Regions from separate parts of the Homo sapiens genome. Here region 2 is linked to region 1. The links are chromatin loops, found by intact Hi-C in ENCODE. Cell type or tissue: ascending aorta. All regions are shown on one strand.

Region 1 (8,000 bases):
TCTTTCAGAACTCTAGAAATTAACCAAAATCTTATAATAATCCAGAGAGCATTTATTCAAGAAAATGGCTGAATATTGGTAAGGACAGCATTTCTTTTGGCATATAAATTGCTCTATTCTTACTCACTTTATCCCAACTGCACAGCACCTTTGAAAATCAAAAATCAGTAATCATAGTTAAAATCTGCAACCTAGCAGCTACTGGAGAGGAAGAACAGGTTGAAACATCCAACACCCCAATCCTAGACAACTGTCCTTATTTAATCTGGAGCTTCCTAAGAAAGCGCCACTCAAAGGTCTTCTCTTTATTTTACCTCACTCAGATTTCCTGCAGTGTGAAAGGCCTTTTCTCCACAGGCATTCATCAAAAATCATCAATGGCAAGTGTTTAATACTGCAGCTGCCTGAGGTAGTGATAAGAGTGGATCAAATAACAAGCTAACCAAAAAAGCTTTTAAAAAGTAAAATCCAGGGAACAAAGTGTCCATGGGGGGCTTTAAGCATGCATAGGAATAGCATGCATACTCAGGACTATAAGTATGCTAGGAAAGACATGACAAGGCCCTAGGTTCTCACCTGAGGCTGTCCAGGAAGCTCTGCACGAGCCAGAAGTAAAATCTAAGACAGGGTCATGAACTGCCTCTCCAAGTGTTGAGAGCATGCCTAGACACACACACACACACACACACACACACACACACACACAGTGCCCCTCAGCAGTCCAAGAGTCTTAGTTCTATACTTTAAAAAAATATATCTCCAATTCATAGCTGATTTGCATGGTAGCAAAACAGAGAGTTCAGTGGCCACAAATGAGAACAATATACAGACTTTCCTGAATGAGCCTGATCCCATATCTCAGAGCCCACCAGTGTTAATACCCTGGGTGGGTATCCTTTCATCTCATTCTCTTTAGTCATAAAAAGTATCTATCTATGGTTGTTGCCTCCATTTCCTCAACTCCTATTCTCCCAGAATGCATCCAACTGGCTTCTGTTTCCTGCATCTGAAGGAAAGGACACTGGTTCCACTGAGAGCCTCAAGTAACATTCATGGTGCCAAAACTAATGGTTCCCTCTTAGTCACTCTCCTGCTCACTTTCTTAGTGGTCTTCAATGCAAGGTGGCCCCACCTTTCTTCTTGAAATCATCTCTTCTCAGATATCCATGTCATTACATTTACCTCGTTTTCCATCTACCTAACTGGATGTTCTTTTCTATCTCTGTCATAGACTTCTCCTCTGCTCCATCTCTAGATATTGATGTGCCCCAGGACTCACAGAAAGGCTCTCCATGCTTCTCTATCTGCACCCTCTTCCTGGCATTCAATATTGTCCACATGCCTATGCCTCCCAAATGTAGATCTACTTCCCTGTCTTCTCCTGTGGCTTGCAGACCTCTCCACATGAATATCTAATAGGCAATTCAAACTTAACAATGGAAAAATAGAACTCCTCCCACCAAAACAAAACAAAACAAAACAAAAAAAACACCAATAATACTTTTCCTGCTCCAAGTCTCTTTTCCTCTCTGTCAAGAATCCAGTGTTACAAACCCCCATGTTGCACATGCCAAAACTCAGGAATCAGATTTGGTTTCTTTTATCCTTTATCCCCCATGTATATCCATCAGTAAGCCCTGCCTACTCTACAGCCAAAATAATGTATATCCAAAATTCAACCACTTTTATTCTACTGCCTACTCATGCCATCATGTAATACAATATATAACCTATTGATAGGCATGACTATTGTGGCAAGATCTGCTTGATGCTCACAAATCTTCCCCACATAAGAATACTACATTTCCCAGTCTCCTTTGCAGTTACTTTAAGACAGTGTGACTGAGTCCTGGCTGTTGGAATATGCAACACTCAGTATATGCTACCTCTAGCTGAGCCCCTAAAATGTCCCACTCAATCTTCCTGCCACAGGTTAGAAGCAAGGGATGAGCATTACTTTGAGCCTAGACCCTGAGACACCTTCTGGAACAGCTGCCCAGAGTCACCTCCCGACCACATCACACTGTGTGTTGAGCAAGAGATAAACTTTTTTGTGTTAAGCAACTGAGATTTGGAAGCTTTTCTGGCACTGCAGCTAGCATGTATACTAATAGACATATAAACCACATGCAGACATTGATCCACTTAGAACAGCAGATACCTCTGTGAAGGCTGGATTTCAGCCTAATCTGCAATTATTTTTATTTTTCACAAGGATAAAGAATACGTGTAGTTCAGGTGCAGATAACAAATTTAAAAGACAATTCCTGCATTCCCCTCCTCTTGCAGCTGGAACACCCTGTCTGTATACCAACTGCTCTTCCCTCACTCACTCCCAGAGTTCCTTCATCTCCACGGCTTTGGTTCACAGCTAGGGCAGGAAGGCAATTATGAGACACAGTCAGTAAATCAGTCCACAGTTACTTACCAGCACCCAACAGTCAGGCCCTGGGCATGGTGCAAGCCAGGCACCAAGAGGTGAATAAATCATGCTGTCTGGCCTTGAGCAGCTCCACAGTCTGGCAATTTCTTCCCAGAGTGACCGCTCTTCACAAGAAACTGCTGTGTTAACAAGCTCACATGCTGAAGATGGACTTACCTGAGATCCAAGGTCATCCAGTCTCTAGATTTGTTTCTTCATCTTTGTCCAAAACTAGCAGAAGAAGCAGAACAGAAAAGATAATTGCGTCATGGCTAGGATAGAGGAGTGTACTCAGATGGAAGAAGAGGAGGGACATAAAAGGAGAAGTTATCAAATGAGATAGACTTGAAGACTTGCTTAAGTGGGGTCTTAACGACTGAGTGGGAGTTCACCAAGAGCACCTAGAGTAAGGGAAGGTACATGCAAGGGCACAGAGGGGTGAAATGATCTTTTGCTTTCAAAACACTGATGGCTTCAGTTTGGTAGAAACACAGGGTGTGGGAAGGGGAGAGGCAGTCAGGGTAGGCTCCTCTGTATGAACTTGGACTTGATCCACAGTGTTGTCACAACCCTGTGCAGACTTTGCCTTAGGGTGCCTGGTCAAATGGGCAAGTGGGACTGAAATCCGGTAAGGCTCAACTCACCAAGTCATGTACCCTGTCACGGGTTTGGATCCACCAGGAGAAAGGGGTGCCATTTCCACCATGCCCAAAGATGGCTGTGTGGTCTAACAGGAGCCCTGTTTATCCTGCCCCGGCATCACAGCTTTCAAAGCCTTTTTACACACAAGATCTCACTGTGTTCTCACAACTCCATGAAGAAGGCATTGTGAGTACCATTTTATAGATGAAGAAACTGAGGCTGAGATGTGAAAAGACAAAACCTACAGAAGACATTCCTAGAGAGGTCCCTTCAGGTTCCAGTGATTCCCCTTTGGCTAGAAGATCCTGGGAAAACCAACAAAGCTCTTGGCATTTGTCCTCTAGCAATCTTTTCGTCATGGAAAAACACAGGCTTGATGTATACAACTGACTCATAGTGTACACTACATTACACGGCCACAAATACAAATTTTAAAAAGTGAGGTGAAATACTAACTACTTCTATCGTTCTAAGATTTTTCCCCACCCCAACAGATTGTCTTTGTAGGAAACTCATCTATAAAGGATGCCAGCAGAGACCAGGTCACATCTGTTTTAATTTTGGATGAAATTCCATTTCGTGGCCTCTCCTCAGATGGGGAGGTGCCTGCAATCTCACACATTTCAAATAAATTTTGCTGAGAAACCAGGGCAGGTAATATCTGATTTTTACCTAATACTAGCTTGGGGAGAAAATGGGACTTTGGGGGAAATTTCCCCAAATTTTTGGTTTACAAAAATCATTCTTGGTTTAAAAAATCAGAGCCCAACCAAGAGAAGGGAATTTCCCCTACCTTGGCCAAGTTCCCTAAAGCATCCCGGCAACAACACTGTAGGAAGAGATTGTGAGTGAATTAGGAACCTTAATGAGCTTCTGAGTAAAACGGCCTGGCTTGCTCTCTGAGGAGTAGATGATGGTACCGAAACCCTTGGGGCAGTAAGTTTCATAATATTCCCCTTCCTTTTTATATCTAGAAAATTTATTCAATACATAAAATTCATTGAGAATTATACTAAAAAATATATGGGCTGTCTATAAAACAAATGCTAAGGGGCTTTCTAAAGGTTCCAATAACCAAGCCAGTTAACAGGTAGGGGAGTACTCCGCGGCCATTAGAGAAAGCCTTCAGTACAGTTCTGGCGCCATCTCGTGTCTAACATTGAGCTCAGCACTTAGAAAATACACAGCAGAGGAATGTACTGGGAAGAGTGAGTGGCCAGGTGTTCCTGAAAATTTACAGAAGGGATGGGGAGATGCAACTGGAAAAGTAGGCTAGGGCCCGCTCCTGACGGTCTTTATCTCACAGGCGCTGGCAACTAAGCCACATGATCAGATCTGTGTTTTAGAGCAATTCAGCAGTAAGCACACAGGCACGGTGGGTGACAACGGCTCAGATACCTAAGGGCTCAGTGCTTCATGCCCATGTTCACTGCCTGAAGTCTTGTGCCAAACCACTGGATCAGCAGCTCCTACTAGAATGTATGCAGGCATTACTGGTTGATTTGTTCACGTCTATATCCCCACTGCCTAGAACAGTGCCTGGTACCTAAATGTTTTTATTTTAAAATAAAAGGACATTTTTTCCATATATGACTACATGATAACACTGTCAAAATACAGAGCCCCCACCCCATCCAGCTGCACAGCAGCCTGAGAGGAAGGCATCGCTTTCCTCATCTTACAGATATAAACAGTGGGGCTCAGTGAGGTTGCCCTGGTAAGGGCAGAGGCGCAGCCCCCCGGGTAAAATTCCTTCACAGCCAGGCTGCAGGGACCTCCAGCCTGTTGCAGGTAAACGAGCTGGACTTCGGGATCCAGACCAGGCTTCCCCGGCGTCCGTTGCGTCACGCACTGACCCTTTCTAGACCTCAAGTGACAGCATCTACACAGGAGGCGCCAGGACCGTTCCCCAAAAGCAAAGTCTTTAAAGTGACATTCCCCAGAACCCCCACCCGCTCCCAGGTGAACTGGAGCCGAGGGACTTCAACGGAAGACACCACATCCGATCCTACCCGAATATACGAAAAGCGGACCCGAGCGGGGGGCCTAAGGCTCCGCACACTCGTCTTCGGCCGCCCTCCCCGCTCTCATTTTATAAAATGCCGACGCCGAGGCCGCCAGTGAAAAAGATTCTCGTCGGTGGTTACAACTCGGGTCAGGGGAATCCAGGAGCCCCAGTTTTCCGTTGGGACGGAAACGGCGGAATCCAAAAGTGACAGTATGACAGGATTTCCAGAGCCGACAGACCAGCCCTCAGCAATCCCCACCTCTTCAAGTCGGCCCGGCCCTCTCGGCCTCCGGCTTCTCACTCGCTCGGCTCCGCTCGGCTCCACCCGGCTCCGCTCGGCTCCACCCTGCCCCGCTCGGCCCCACTCATTTCCGCTTGGCACCACCCGACCCGCGCCTCGTCTCTGTTCGGCTTCACTCGGCTACTTTCGGCTGCGCCCCACTCCCTCGGCTCGTCCACTTGGCCCCATCCGCTCCGCTTGGCCCCGCCCTCTCGCTCTGCTCCGATCGGCCCGCGCGCTCGCCCTCTTTGGCAGGTGGAACAACGCGGGATGTCCTGTTCGCCCCGCCGGGCTCGGGTTGGGGGTCGTTTGTTCCATCTGGCTTAGCTCCCGTTTCGGCCCACAGCGGGTTGCGTCGGGTACAGGTCGGCTCCATCGGGCCTGCTTCCCTCCCCTTCTTCGGTCACCTACGAGGTCAGCTCGTGCACCTGTCTCCCCCTCACCTACCCGACAGCTCTAGGGCAGCTCGGTTCGAAACGACCCAGGAGGGGTCTTGCAAAGTCTTCCATCATCGTGGGCACCGCTCAGGCTGAGGAACGAACTGAGCTCCGGGGTATCTTGACTTGGCGACGCGTCTCGGGACCCCCACATCACACCTGGATGCCCTGGGGTAGCCCTCGCACATCTGAGTCTCCCCATCTGCAAAATGCAGCTGTTGCTAATTCTGCTCTCCCGGGCCCGGCGGGAGGATTAGGGGCCAGTGAGCACTTGTTGAGAGCCCTTTGTGTGTAAGGCGGAGTGTGGACGCAAGGGACACCCGAGTGAGCGGACAGCGAGGTCAGGACCCTGTGTATGGAGGCGCACACAGAGGATTAAACCAGCATGTTTGCAAAAACGCCTGGCCCTCTGCTTTTTCCGCTGGCTGTGTGGCGTTGAGCACGTGGTCTAGCCTCTGGAGCCGTTTCCCCTCCCTAAGATGGGCAGAGCTCCTTGGCAAGCAAGAACTGTCCGTGTGTGCCTTGCCCTCCAGCTCCAGACATCTCACAGAGGCAGCACAGGTATCTGTCTCCTGTCCCATCCTTCAGGAGGTTGGGTCGCAGGAAGGATGGCCTGTTACAATGACCCTCCGCATGACTTCAATTCATTCCACAAACTTCTGAGGGCCTGGAACTCAATGTTGGGGAGACAGGGCAACAGTTGGGTACTTAACTTGCAAGCTGCAGAAACTGACTTAGCCACTTTAAATAAAAACAATTTGTTGGAAGGATACCGGGAAGGTGGTGGAATACAGGAAGCCTGAAGACAAGGTTCAATAAAGCAAGAGTTGGGCTGTGCCAGGTAGTCTTGGTGCCAAAGACCTCTAAACAGTTACCCTTGGACACTGCTGCTATGTGAATGCACGCTAACCCTTTCTGCTGTCCCCGTTAAGTCTCCAGAGAGAGGGTCTGATTGGCTGGGTGTAGGTGTCAGGAACTTCTTCACGTTGAACTAGGTCCTGAAGGATGAGTAGAAATTTGCTAAAGGGAGAAGGAAAGAACATTCCAGGTAGAAGGACCAGCATGTACAGGGCATGTACATCACTGGAAAGAAATCTCGGGGCCATCTTGGACTTGTGCTTGCCACAGTGTGCCAGGTGCTTTCCTGGTCATGTCATTCAGTGCTCAAGAGAACCCCATAAAATTGATACGAATAATTTTTTGGAAAAAAGTATTATATTGTCTTTATTAAAATGATAAGTGCTTTTATAAACCATTCAAGCTATATAGCAAAATGTTGCCAAAATGGAGAGAGGAGGGCAATCATTACAAACCCTAGTTCCCCAAACCTAGAATTAATATTAGGCAACATCATTCCAGATGTTTGTCTAGGTATATATTTGGAAGGTGGAGTGGGAGTGGAAGAAAGGATGGGAGACGTAAGAGAGGGAGGATGGGTAACAGGAAGGAAAGAAGAGAGGCAGTGTGCAAGGAAGGAAGGAAAGGAATTTTATTAAAATGAGATTATACTGTATATGTCAATTTAAACAATAAAATACATGAAGCATATTTCCATATGAATTTAACCAAAGGAAAGGAAATTTGAGTGAAATAAAAGCAGTTGTTAACTTTACATATTCGATTTGTTAGCAAAATGAGTATTTTTTACAAGATCACTCCAGGTTTGTGGAGAACATTAAGAGATTAGGGGCCATCTCCCCGCTAAATTACATGTTTAAATCCTAGCATTTATTTTTCCCTGTTATGAAGAATGAGAAAATTAAGTCCTTCACACTTTCTATCATGCTCACACCTAACATACTGCCGTTGGGCTATTGATTCTATTTATTTATTTATTTATTTATTTATTATTTTTTGGAGACAGAGTCTTGCTGTCTCCCAGGCTGGAGTGCAGTGGCACAATCTCGACTCACTGCAACCTCCGCCTCCCAGGTTCAAGCGATTCTTCTGCCTTAGCCTCCCGAGTAGCTGGGATTATAGGAGCCCACCACAATGCCCAGCTAATTTTTGTATGTGTTTTCAGTAGAGATAGGGTTTCACCATGTTGGTCAGGCTGGTATTGAACTCGTGACCTCAAGTGATCCGCCTGCCTCACCCTTCCAAAGTGCTGGGATTACAGGCATAAGCCACTGCCGCACCCAGCAGTGCTATTGATTTTATAATGCCAAGGTCTGTAATATTCACAGACCTTGTAATATTCTGCCACCTCCC
Region 2 (8,000 bases), 310 kb before region 1:
CAAAGGCCTTTAAGAAGAAATGAGCTCGATATTTTCAAGGAATGGCAAGGAGGCCAGTGTGGCTGGACAGGAGTTGAGGCCAGAGAAACCAGGGCGGATTGAATCAGGAGGCGGTGAGATGGGTCAGGATTGCGGTTGTTACTCTGGTGAGACAGGCAGCCACCAGAGGGCTTTACATAGGGTGATGCGATCTGAAGGCCTTCACCAGGGCCTTCATCCAGCAGTTTCAAGGCCAGCTCTCCTCCTGTCAGTCAAGCGCTTTCTACCCAAAGCAGTTTGGCTTGTGATGAGTAAAGGATGAAATAGCTTCACAGCCTTCTCTAAGTGCTCCCCATACTTTAAATCTTGCCCATGGATTTTGTTCAGAGTTACTGTCCAAGGCTTTGAAACCCCTGAAGGGTAAGTTTAGGCACAATAATAAAGTATTACATCATGGGAGAAGGACTTGTGGATGAGGGACATTCAGGAGTGCTTTGCTTTAAGAAAACTTCACATATGTTGCACAACTGTGAATATACTTAACAGTACTGAACTGCACATTTATGAAATGGTTAAGATGGTAAATTCTGTTATGCATTTTTTACTATAATCAAAAATAAAAATTAAAAAATATATAGTCACAATACTTTTACAAATATCTACTATACTTCACTAACACGAAAGTGACAGAAAAAAAATACGCTGATAGTATAAAGAAGCTAAAATGTAAGTTGATCAATTGATGCACATCATTTACATGTTGAACAATTCTCAAAGATGTCAAGGGGCAGGAATGATCCTTCAAGGAAAAGTAACTTAGACCAAGAGAATTTTAAAGCTTCAGGAAAGGCTGATATTCATCATGTATATGAAGACAAGCCTGCCAAGCACTGAATTCTCCAATTTGTTCATTTTTCCTTGTTCCTCAGGAAAGTCAGCGTGGGTATTTCATTACCATATGGAAAACTATGTTGTGCCATTAAGAATAATAAAGAATTTGGCAGGGCGCGGTGGCTCACGCCTGTAATCCCAGCACTTTGGGAGGCTGAGGTGGGCGGATCACCTGAGGTCAGGAGTTCGAGACCAGCCTGGCCAACATGGAGAAACCCCATCTCTACTAAAAATACAAAAATTGCCAGGCGCGGTGGCTCACGCCTGTAATCCCAGCACTTTGGGAGGCTGAGGTGGGCGGATCACCTGAGGTCAGGAGTTCGAGACCAGCCTGGCCAACATGGAGAAACCCCATCTCTACTAAAAATACAAAAATTGCCAGGCGCGGTGGCTCACGCCTGTAATCCCAGCACTTTGGGAGGCTGAGGCGGGCGGATCACGAGGTCAGGAGTTTGAGACCAGCCTGGCCAGCATGGTGAAACCCCATCTCTACTAAAAATACAAAAAAAAAAAAAATTAGCTGGGCCTGGTGGCACTCACCTGTAGTCCCAGCTACTTGGGAGGCTGAGGCAGGAGAATTGTTTGAACCTGGCAGGCGGAGGTTGCAGTGAGCCAAGATTAGGCCACTGCACTCCAGCCTGGGCGAGAGAGTGAGACTCTGTCTCAAAAAAACAAACAAAAAAAAACCCCAAAAAAACCCCCAAAAAACAAAAATTAGCCGGGTGTGATGGCAGGTGCCTGTAATCTCAGCTACTTGGGAGGCTGAGACAGGAGAACGGCTTGAACCCAGGAGGCGGAGGTTGCAGCAGTGAGCCGAGATTGCGCCATTGCACTCCAGCCTGGGGATATGAGGGAGACTTCATCTCAAAATAATAATAATAATAATAATAATAATAATAATAATAATAAAGAATTTAAGCCAAGCCTTAAAAAAAGAAAGAATGTATAAAACTATGAGCTTGGGAAATGGAAAAAGTTGGGGACAACTATTCACTTTAACAAAATAATTCTTTCTGTGAGGCTTTGCGCCTGGTTTCATCTATGAAATAGTGTTCTTCTAGAGCACAAAAAGCACTCGACACAGTGTTGCAGAAACATGACAAGCCTAGAAGAGGCCGGCTAGAGGCCTTCTGCAATGCCAGGTCCAATGGTGTGATAATAGCTTGGAGATTTTGCTTATCTGCTTTATCTCCCAAAGGGCATTGCACAATATCAGTGTGCTTGGATTGGACAGGATTCCAGTGACACGGTTCATGTTCTATTTTGATTCTGGCAGTTGGTAACCTTTCTTCTAGGAAAGAGGAAATAAAACACCCCATTGGTGATATTCCGTTGTTCTGAGCATACGAGGGTGGTAAGGCTGCCGGGGGCAACTGACCAGAGGCAGGTGTGGTCCCTGGGTCATTTTTAGCCACACTCCCAGGCCCTGATATCTGGCAGGGAGGTCTGTAACCAGCTCTGTCAACCTGCCATGAGGATGACCTGCCCTTTCCCTTGGTTATTCAAGTCCCAGGTTTTTCCTGAGCGGAAGCTGACAGTGATGTCATTTTCTCGTGATATTGGCGGGGTGACCTTGTTCATGGAGCTGGTTTCATCCATTTCTCTTCTACCTTGAAGCTGAACTGAGAAAAACATTGCTGAGAACCACAGAGAGGGAGGGCAGAGGACGCTGCAAAGGGGAGGCTCCCCTGTTCCCTCATCTGATTCCCAAACCCTTATCATGACCAGCTGTTAGCCATCCCAGTTTCTAGCAGAACTCAGCCTGGAAAAGTCATACAGGAAAAACAATGCAAGGAGAGATCGATGAAAAAATTTTTAAAAAATGTTGTAGTAGACTCAGCAAGGCAGAAACTATGGATTCATGAAGAACAGCTTGGATCCTTGTTATAAAGACAGATAAATATTTACAGGTGGTCTTTTCAGAAAGGCATTCAGGAGGAGACAAGAAGCATCTTATTTAGAGCTGCTGGCCCAATTAAGGGAATCAAAGATGTCCTGAGCTCCGACTCCATGGCAGGACCTGAGCTCCATCCTTGATGGACATCTTTTCATCCTCAGCCCTTCTTCCTGAGGTGGGCACTGTCACTATCCCCATTTACAGAGGAGGAAACTAAGGGTCAGAGAGTTGGAGTCTGTTATTCAGCTGGGAAGCAGCAGTGCTAGGGTTCACATGCATGGCTTTTTCACTCCAAATCTGTAGGCTTTTCCTAGCACACACCAATGTCGGCTTTCAGATACTGCTACCAAGAACTCCAAACCTAGGCTCTTTTAATCAATAGCAGAGTGATTGAGTCCTTTTCCTGAAACTCACATTGTTCAAGCTCAAAGGACACTGTATAGATGAGGACTCCAAGGCTAAGAGCAGGAAAAGGGATCTGCTCAACAGGATGGCAGAATCTGGCCTCAGGCCGCAAAGAAAGCTCTGTCCACCCATTATTCAGCCACGTGCACAGAGCCAGCGCAGCAAAACCCATCTCACCTAGAGTGCGGCTTTGTTGGTGATCTCGGTTCAGCAGGATATGGGCACCACGGGAATGGTATTTTCCCTTACAACTTTCTCCCTGGGGCCTACATATTATGTAGCTATTGTAGGGTTGGAGTTCCACAAACTGGATTTCAGAGCTCGCTGGCCAGTATTAGCTCATGTTGATTGCAAAGCAAGGACTGAAGTGGAAAAGCAAAAGAGCACAGCACCACCTGGTGTTGGCAACTAAGACATGCAGGTTCAGGAGTAAAAACAACTCCCTGCATTTCCCTTCGTGTGAGGAATGGAAGCCCAGAATGGGCGAGGAGCTCGCCAAAAGTCACAGAGCACACGGTGATCGAGCTGAGTCTGACGGGTGTGATTTCCAACTCTGTGCTCCTCCCACGAGGCCTGGCCAAGGGAAGGAAAGCACAGTCTTCCCCTTCCTGAATACCAGCTTGAGCAGGGTCCCCATAGCACCCGCGAACTCAGAAGACCCTTTCCTTCGAAAAGGGAAAGGACGGTGAAATGCTGGCCTGTGATCGGAAGGAGGAGACCGTGTAGCTGCAGGAGCAGCACATTGCACGGGTCCAGAGGCTACAGCATGAGCGGCACCACTGGAGCTGGGGCACACAGTGGCCCTTATTTAGGCTTTAGAACTAGATTAGCCTGGACTCGCGGTGGCCTCAGGCAAGTCTATTTCACTGTCTTGGGCTCTTCATCCCCTTCTGTGAAACGAAGGTGCTGAATGACGCCTGGACTTCCGAGGTCTCAGACTTTTGGCTCACTCTTCCCATGCCGACTGGCCTCCCTGCCGACCCTCCACCAGGAAAAGCCTCATCTCAGAGCCTCTGCGCGGCCTCCAGTTTCTGGAAGAATGCTGTTTTGCCAAATCCCCTTGGGGCCTGTTCCCTCCTGCTATTCAGATGTCCGCTCAAATGTTCTCTGCTGAGACAGACCTCGTCTGAGCACTGTTCCCCCTCACCCCCCACAACACCATGTCACCTCCCATCTCCTCACCCATTTCAGGTCCTTCCCAGCTCTTAGCATCGTGCACATAGTTGGTCTTGCTCAGGCCTCTGTGGACAGATCCTGGCACATAGCGGACATCTGAAAATAACTTTCAATGGAACAAATCAAGTTATTTCAAATTCACCATTCTCCTGAAAACTATCTGGGGAGGAAAAGAGCAGGGACAGTTGGAATAAGCTGAAGGAGTGGCCTCCCAGTGCCCCTTCCACCTCTGTGCCTCTGACCCTGGTGTCAGTGATTTGGCAGTAACATCCCAGCACCACCCTAGCCTGCTTCTAGGGCCACTTCCCAGCCCTTACAACTGACCTTAGGACAGAAGCTGTTTGTCTAGCCGGTACGTGACACAGCAGGGACTCGCAGCCAGGTTTCTCTGACCCCGCTGCACTGCTAGACCCTGTATGTTCAGTTTTCCACCTCACTAAGGGTCACTCTGGGGCTCGTGTCAACACTCAGAGCCCAGATCCCTGCAGCATTGCAAGTGGATGGGATGAGCACCAAGAAAACATTCCTCTGGAGTAATCAATATCAGAAACTGCAATGGGGCATGCTGCCTCCACATCCAGGACATTTCTAGAAGCAGCCAAGAAAATAAGAACCTACATGCTCTGGTTTATTAAAATTGGGCAATGAATCTAAAAGGAATTTAAAGCATTTGGCCTTATCTTCCTCATTTCTTGGTATTAGTTTTCTATGTAAATTAATAACTAGTTAGGTATCTAGAGTTGGCAAATACTGACACTTTCAGGTAAATGGTAATGGGGAGGATGGCCACGAGGGTAAAAAACCGGGGAACACTGTCCAATTGTGGGAAGGAAACCACAAGTGTCTGGAAAACAATGTGCAAAGTTCACCTTCTTTCAAACTCCCATTTGAACCTTCCATCCACAGTGCTGATCACAAAGTCCTGTTGCACTAGTCTTCTTGTCATTTAAATATTCATTTAACATTTATTGAAGACAAATTCTTGGCCAGGCCCTCTGCCAGGGGTTGTGAATATGGTCTCTGCCTGTAAGCAGCAATTTGTCTCATGGGGCTTAGTGTTCTTCAGTCCACTCTGTTCAACTACCCTGCCCTCCCCAGAAGCTCTGAGGACCCCCTGATACCTACCCCCAGCTTAACAGCCCTCTTGTGTTGCAGATCTCCTACCTAGACCCCTCAAGAGGACTCGGGCTACCATCAGGCCCAGTCAGCCAACAAATCTGAGCTCCACCCATACTGATCCCCACACAGGTTGCTCCAGAACCTCCTGGATTCCAGAGCAATAGCTTAAAGTCATAGTGTCAGTCTGAGGTGTGTTCCAAGAAATTTGTTACTAATAGGAAAGTACCAAAGGGATTTTTCTATAAGTTGGGGCAGACTAAAAGTTTTCCTGTGTAATAGGCATTGTGTCCAGCTCCATTTCCCCTTTCCTCTGGTTTCCTTCAGAGAACGACCCCTCCTTCTGCACTTAGACCATACAGCTCAGGTGGGGATAACCTTGCTCTTAGTTCCAGAAATGGGCGTGTGACTGAGGCCTGGCCAATCAGAGCCCCACATTCTCATGGCCGTAAAAACCAGCCCACAGATGGGCACAGGGACCAAGCAAGGAGGATGAGACCACTTTAGCTGGAGGGCAGGTAGGCTGGAAGTCTGCATCTGCTACAGGGAAGAGCTTGCCCACGAATGAAATCCATGTAGTTCAGCAGAGCTGAGTGACAGAGAAACATCAACTGTGCTTCTTGATCTAGCCAGGATGACTCCTGGAACTTTTATTAATTTTCTACATTGAACACAGCTGAGCATTACTCACATCTGACATCTGTTCAAACAATAACATTTCTCCCCTCCTGGCAGCAGGCTAAAAGCAATATGGGTAATAGCTAAGTATTATTTGAGACAGGGTCTTGTTATGTTGCTCAGGCTGATCTCGAACTCCTGGGCTCAAGTAATCCTCCCGCCTCAGTCTCCTTAGTGGTTGAGTTTACAGGTGTGTGTCACCGCACCCACTTTAGCTGATTAAATAAAAGGGTGTGTGAAACCACTTTCTGCCTCTTAGTGTGAAGAGGGATAGTACTCTAGTTTGGGCAAATCTTCAAAAATCACTATTTGAAATTTGAAAATCGTCCATTTGCAGCTAATGATTAAGTTTAACTTGGGATACTCAAGTTACTTTTCATTTTGGGCACATTTCATCTCAAAGATGTGGTCCCATATTTTGTCCATTTTTCTTTGTGGGAGGCAATGGCAATTCATATCGGCCTCTCATAAAACAACCAAGACCGGGATCCAGGCATGATACTTGCTGAAGAGGCTTCCCTTAGGCTAATCTGACACCTCATTGCAGAAACCACCAGTCACCAGCTCCACTGACCACCTGCCATCCAGCTGGCTGGAGCCGAGTGCTCTGCAGACTCAGAAGTCCAAGGCGTGGCTCCCAGGGGCCCTCACACCATAACCCCTCAGTGGACAGCACCACTGCAGAGGAAACCTCAGTGTGGACCATGGCAGGGCCCTGCTTGAGCTGTCTCTGTTGTGGATTGAGTCCCAGCTCCAAAAGGACTCACACATTGCCTCCCCTCCCTCCATTTCCTGACACATAGGTGGCTATTCTGCAGTTAACCTTTTATTGTCCCTCCCCTTGTATCTTAGCAGCTAGGAAATGAAGTAGGTTGGTATGTTTTAGTTGTGTGTGCATATGAGAGTAACAGTGTCAGATATTAAGGTTCATGGGTTTTAGAAATGTGTATAATCAAGTCCTCACAGCCAAAAGTTTTAGTGTAAACTATCAGTTCCAGGAGAAAAAGGAGAAAGATAACTAAGAATGAAGAGAAGAAAGTGTCCAGGAATTCAGTGTGACTATCAGAAACCACTAAAAATGAATGCAGTGCTGGGGAGAACTGCAGACTGGCAGAGCGAGGCCAGATGGCCTGTCACCCCACGCCTTAGTGAACACCAGGAGCCAACAGACTGCCCAGAGCCAGGGCCTTGGTACCACACCCACACCACAGGCTCACACAGGTAGGAGGCAGGCAGGTTCAATCTTGCTGCCACATACTAATGACCACAGGCGGCCTGAGGTCTTTGAGGTTGTTTCTTCTAACATTCTGCAGGAGGGAGTTCATTTTTCAATACTGAATGGGCTGCTGTAAACAGGTTATCTCCTGGGACCACTACAGCTTAAGGACAAAGCGTGGGGATGGCACAAGTGAAGGGAGGGTGTCTCTCCTGCCTCCTCACCTAAGATGAAGCCTCCATCAGCTCACCCACACTTGTTTTTCTCTTCTCCATGAACTTGCAGGGGCATGTACCATTAGTAAGGAAAATAAAACCTTTTAAATATGTTTACTGAAAGCATCTTTCTTGCACAAGGCTTAAAGTACTGTGCATTTGTGAGCATATCGTGCTTGATAATGAACACGCACACACATTCAGCTCATTTACAGACAAACCATCCACAAGTTGGATTTTCTACATTTCAAAATGGAATGACCATAGCGGAGGATGTCAGGTTCTAAGCCCTGTCTTGATAAAGTTTGAGAGATTGTAACACGCTTTTACTTTCCTCTTTAGGTTTTAAGCATTATGTGCTGACTGAAGCTAGAAATAAAAACAGCTTTGCTTTCAGCCAATTTCTGCTTTACTGTGTCACTGAGAC

What was found. A loop is a pair of places that touch in the nucleus more often than their neighbours do. Peaks named below come from ENCODE experiments on the same cell type or tissue, not always from the same donor. Only the 100,000 strongest peaks of a DNase experiment are listed, where the experiment ranks them.
Region 2: it touches region 1 in a loop (4-fold over the local background); 18 of 110 quality-filtered maps call a loop at or near these places.

What each region holds. Positions count from the first base shown.
Region 1 is chr3:13,892,956-13,900,955 of GRCh38, reverse strand. LOC105376957 (a long non-coding RNA gene) reads right to left here and starts at 5,372. Exons shown (of 3, transcript XR_001740602.3): 1 at 5,077-5,372; 2 at 2,600-2,653. RefSeq lists an enhancer at 5,122-5,261. In ascending aorta, a CTCF peak has its summit at 4,202 (motif pointing left); DNase peaks (open chromatin) are centred at 4,207, 4,915 and 5,455; H3K4me3 peaks cover 1,902 bases; H3K27ac peaks cover 1,510 bases.
Region 2 is chr3:14,199,204-14,207,203 of GRCh38, reverse strand. It overlaps LSM3 (LSM3 homolog, U6 small nuclear RNA and mRNA degradation associated), which reads right to left. Exons shown (of 4, transcript NM_014463.3): 4 at 6,082-8,000. Among named protein-coding and RNA genes, the nearest start is that of LSM3, 24 kb to the right of the region's middle. In ascending aorta, a CTCF peak has its summit at 3,565 (motif pointing left); DNase peaks (open chromatin) are centred at 2,023, 2,382 and 3,553; H3K4me3 peaks cover 542 bases; H3K27ac peaks cover 1,686 bases.